2 separate regions of the Homo sapiens genome follow, and region 2 is linked to region 1. Evidence: chromatin loops called from intact Hi-C (ENCODE). Cell type or tissue: prostate gland. All regions are shown on one strand.

What was found. Peaks named below come from ENCODE experiments on the same cell type or tissue, not always from the same donor. Only the 100,000 strongest peaks of a DNase experiment are listed, where the experiment ranks them.
Region 2: a loop joins it to region 1, with 3 times the contacts of the local background. A loop is called at or near these places in 9 of 110 quality-filtered maps.

Annotation. Positions count from the first base shown.
Region 1 is chr1:63,673,119-63,675,618 of GRCh38, forward strand. The region is part of intron 1 of LOC105378771 (a long non-coding RNA gene); the gene reads left to right. Among named protein-coding and RNA genes, the nearest start is that of PGM1, 81 kb to the left of the region's middle. RefSeq lists an enhancer at 1,848-2,349. In prostate gland, a CTCF peak has its summit at 1,470 (motif pointing right); a DNase peak (open chromatin) is centred at 1,493.
Region 2 is chr1:63,912,875-63,915,374 of GRCh38, forward strand. All of the region lies in intron 1 of ROR1 (receptor tyrosine kinase like orphan receptor 1), which reads left to right. Among named protein-coding and RNA genes, the nearest start is that of ROR1, 140 kb to the left of the region's middle. In prostate gland, no CTCF peak of the experiment used is centred here; a DNase peak (open chromatin) is centred at 1,472; H3K27ac peaks cover 1,735 bases.

The DNA.
Region 1 (2,500 bases):
GGTGTGAGCCACTGTGCCCCGCCACGAAAACCCTGGGCTCTTGGATTCAGCCATATCTGGAACTTCAACTACAGGAACCAGCACATTGCCTTTTTACTTAAATGAGTTCCATGTAACAAAAAGAGACTTGACCAGTGTGGAGCCACATCCTTCACTTGACGCTCGAAGTCAAGGCCCTGTGTGATCTCCTCACCTCACACTACTGTTTTCCTCCTCCCAGGGATCCATCAATGGAGAACTTCTTTTAGTTTTGTTTTGTTTTTTTTTTTTAGATGGAGTCTCACTCTGTCACCCAGGCTGGAGTGCAGTGGCGTGATCTCAGCTCACTGCAACCTCTGCCTCCCGGGTTCAAGCAATTCTCTGCCTCAGCCTCCCAAGTAGCTGGGATTACAGGTGCCCGCCATCATGTCCAGATAATTTTTGTATTTTTAGTAGAGACAGGGTTTCACCATCTTGGCCAGGCTGGTCTTGAACTTCTGACCTCGTGATCCACCCGCCTCGGCCTCCCAAAGTGCTGGGATTACAGGCGTGAGCCACCGTGCCCGGCGTTCTTTTAGTTCTTCAAGCAGGCCAGGCTCCTTCTTATCTCATGGCCTCCTCACATGTTGTTCTTAGCTAATTCCTATACATCCTTCAGCTGTCTGCATGTAGGTCATGTCTTTAGAAAAGGCTTCCCTGACTGCCTGACTAGGCCAGGGTCCCCCTACAATCCTCCTCTCCAATATAAACTCCTGCAGCACCAATGCTTTTCCTTCTCAGCACTCATTGCAGTAGTAACGAATACATTCTTTGTTCACGAGATAATTCCTTATTTACAGTCCATCTTCACCACTGGACTATACGCTTCATGAAGTTAAGGACCATTTGTCTTTTTAAAATTTTTATTTCTTTTGAGACAGTCTCATTCTGTTGTTCAGGCTGGAGTTCAGTGGTACAATCATGACTCACTGCAACCTCCACCTCCTGGGCTCAAGCAATCCTCCTGCCTCAGCCTCCTGAGTAGCTGGGACTGCAGGTGTGCACTACCACATCTGGCTAGTTTTATTTTTTGTAGAGATAGGGTCTCACTATGTTTCTCAGGCTGGTCTTGAACTCCTGGGCTCAAGTGATCCTCCTGCCTCAGTCTCCCAAAGTGCTGGGATTAGCAGCATGAGAGACCACGCCTGGCCACGACCATTTATGTTGATCATCCTTATGTACTCAGTGCCTAGCACAGTGCTTGGCACAAAATAGGTGCTCAGTAAACATTTGTCAAATGAAAAAAAAATGAACGATTGAATGTTTGACTTGGAAACCCATGCCTTCGATCTCCACAGGCTTTGTAATCTAATACACAAACACAGGCAATCCTGATTCATAACGTGACCACAGAAGGTTCCCTGGGGTGGTAGAGAGCCTCATGCATGATTTAGTCAGGTATTTTGAGCTGGGATTCTGTCTGACCAGGCCAGAGTGGACCTTGCTCCCAGGAGATGGCAGTGTTGTGCAGTCTCTGACTCATCAAGGCTCCCACACTGACTTCCCTGAGACCCTGGAAGCTATCGAGCTGGACCTTGACCTCTCAAGCCGTGGACGCCAAGTCCCAGGGCCAGGTTTTTAAAGGAGCTGTGTGTTCAAAGCAGCTGAGAAGCAGAGCCTTTGTTCCAGAGACTGGCAGTCCCCCAATCCAAGATAAACAACCCTCCTCCCCAACTCGAATGATGGATCTGGTTTGGTGTTCTGTTCAAGAACTCTCTTTCCAAGAGTGGCTCAAAGGCTCCTTTGCAGCTTTTAAATTTTACAATCTCTTAGGAGAGAAGACCCAGGCCACAGAGTTGCTACCTCCTGGTGCTTTGGAAGATTCTCCCTATTCATACTTTCTCTCAAATCCCACAGCTGCTACTTGCTGTGAGTGCAGACTAGCACAACCACCAACACGGACCCACAGGTAGACCATCCTGTTCAGATCCTGGCTCTGTCACTTACCGTGTGACTTAGGACAAAGCCCTTACCTTTTCTCAATAAAAAGAATAGTAATACCTATTTCTCAGGCTTGTGCTGAATGATTAATCAAACAGTGCCTGGCACTGTGCACCTGGCACTGTGCCTGGAGCATAGTGGGTGCTTAGTAAACATCGGTTCCCTTCCCTCTCCCCCTCCCACACTGCGCTGCTGAAGGAGCTGGGGGAGGGAATGTGAGAAAGCCTCCGCAGCAGGATTTCACTAGCAAATGTCTAAAAACAACAACCTTCTTCTCTTCCCTGGAGCACCTTCCTATCCCCAGTGTGACTGTAAAGCCAGATTAAAAAGCGCCCATGGTCATTGGAACTCGCCCCAGTCAAATAATCCACGTTACCAGTCCGGTCCATGTCAGCCCGGCTCCTGCTGCTCCCCACTGTGGGGAGCCAGGTGCTCCTGGGAATCCTGAGGTTCACCCTGGCCCAGGGGCCTTGGCTCCCTTTCAGTTCGTTGCTTTCTTTTGTGGTGGAGCATCTGGGCTGTAGCACTGGAAGCGTTTTGG
Region 2 (2,500 bases), 240 kb after region 1:
AGTTGGGATTAACAAAACAAATTAACTTTGGGTGTGAGGAGAAGCGCTTCAGATAAGAAATGGGCAAACTTGGCGGGGGTTGCTGATAGTGACACCACATCTTCCCTGTCTTTACTTGGGGACCATTTATTTTTATTTTCCCCCTCTCTTTAAAAGCTGTTGTATCTCTAGGAAAAAAAAAAGGCTCCACCTTCAGGAATGCAGTGTGGTTTTACTTCTGGTAGGTGAAGAAAATTTAGCTTCTGGATTTTTCTATGCTTGATAAAGGGTATAGTGTGTAAATGTAGGAAACAAAACTATCTCTAACCAGATCTCAAATTTTATGAAAGAAACACAAAATATGGATATATTAATGTAGAATAGACATGTGTAATATACATTGCCCTTTGGGTTGCAAGGTTTTTTTCTATATTTCTATATTTTCTTCTGTATTTCTATAAATATATTTCTATATTTTTTCTGGGAGAAAAATAAATCTTAAATATTTTAAACAAAAGTTCTCAGTGAGTGTGATCTCTGTACTCAACCTTGGAAACAAAAACAGATTTCTTGGGAGGAGGAGGGATAAAATTGGGGGTATGCTGTGTATTTTGGGAAGAATTTGGCTTCTTTCTTGCTGATACCTTTCACTAGTTGCCGTAAGATTCAGGTGGTTCTTTCATTATTCATTCTACATGTATTCATTGAGCAACTATTCATCAACCAGCTGTACCTTTCTGGACAGGCTTATTTTGGACTGAAAGGCATTCCCTTGCCTGTCCCACGGCCTCCCCCTGAGATTTTCTTAGCTGCGCTCAGTGTGGCCACAACACCCCGTGATTCTGTCATCACCTCCCTTGCTACGAGGCTGCTCTAGAGCCCTCCATAAACAAGCTGTCCAGGCTGTTTGGATAAGAGCAGGGGAAAGACAATAATAAACTCGGGAGGATGGCATGACCAAGGTGATTCGCACTGGAGGTTTTTAATGGCTTTTTACACATGATGAGCACTTTATTGTCTGCAGTTTAAAACGCCGTCCTCACACGGTGGCTCTGTGAATGCCAGCCTCTCCCGGGGAGCCTTCCCTAGCAGTGCAGCCTCAAATTCAGGGAAGGTTCTGGTTGTTTCTTCTGTGAACAAATATCAGAAGTTCCTATGCCTGTGTCAGGAGCTCTAGGTTAGGTGTATAAAAGAGATGGCTAAGTTTGGGAAGCCGCATTAGTGTTTTTGTTTTTGTTTTTAAAGTTTTAAGATTAAAAAAAATAAATTGTTAGACTTCACTAGCTCTTGCTTTCTCCTTTTCAGCACTGGCTGAATAACCAGAACCTGAGCTGAACTTGAGTATTCAGAAGGTGAAGCAAAGAGGAAAATGTTTTATTAGAAACAGGCTTTCTAGCTGTGACAAATTATATGTGAAATTTCAAGTACAGACCCGCAGGGTTGTGATGACTTCAAGAATGATCAAGTGTGGCCCAGTCTAGGAAAGTGGAGGGACAGGAACCCTGCGTGCCTGGTTTATTGTGTGGTTTCACTTCCTAGGGAGAGGAAGGCAGGAGGAGAGAGAAAGTAGCATGCTGCAGGGTGCTGCTGAGTTCAGGCTGTGGCTGTCCCCAGTATTTCAGCTCATGCCGGTAATCAGCAGGCCTCCAGGAGGAAGAGTTGGGAGCTGTTATGCAAAGCTGAGAACCTGTAAGTCGAGGTAGGAAGAAGACAGTTCAAATCCCTTCGGATGACTCTTGGGCAGTCTAAAGTCTGATCCCAATTTATCTTTCCAGATTGTTCTATTAACCTGGCCAAACACCAAATCTTTTGTGTACACATGACCGTTGGAACCCTCTTCTCTGCTTGGCAAACTCTAAACCCTCCTTCAAGAACCAGTTCAGAAGTGATCAGTGTAATCAGCCATTTTAAAAAATTGGTTTAAATCTGTACCCCTCCACCCCCATTTCTGCTTCATCTCTCCCCAAGGCAGAATCAGTCTCTCTTCTCTGTTGCTTCCATGCACCTTGGCTGATGGACACTGTTAGAATTGATGCTCACAGCTTGGGAGAGCAGATGGGGTCTGGGAGAGCCTCCTGAGTTCACTGGCACAGGATCATACAAGACAATATGTGTGAAAGTCAGTGGTTAATTGCAAAGCACTGTACCACTGTGTTCATAGCTACCCTTTATTGAATACATCGTGCTTGGTATTTTCTCATCAAATCCTCACAACAACCATTTGAAGGTAGGTATTATAGTCATCTTTCTTTTAAACATACAAAAACTGAGTCTCTAAGAGGTTAAGAAGTGGGCTGCCCATGGTCACATTAAATAGTAAGTGGCAAAGTTACATTAAACCCAGTTCTGACTCCACCATCTCAACCCATGTCACCATTTTTCTGGGCCTGTGGGCAATGCAGACGTGAGGGAGACCTGGTCTTTGCTGTTAAAGCTTCTAATCTGGGATGGAGATAAGGCAGTCACTGCCCCCTGGTGTATAGTCTAAGGTGGGATACAGGCTCTAAGAAGGGTGCACATA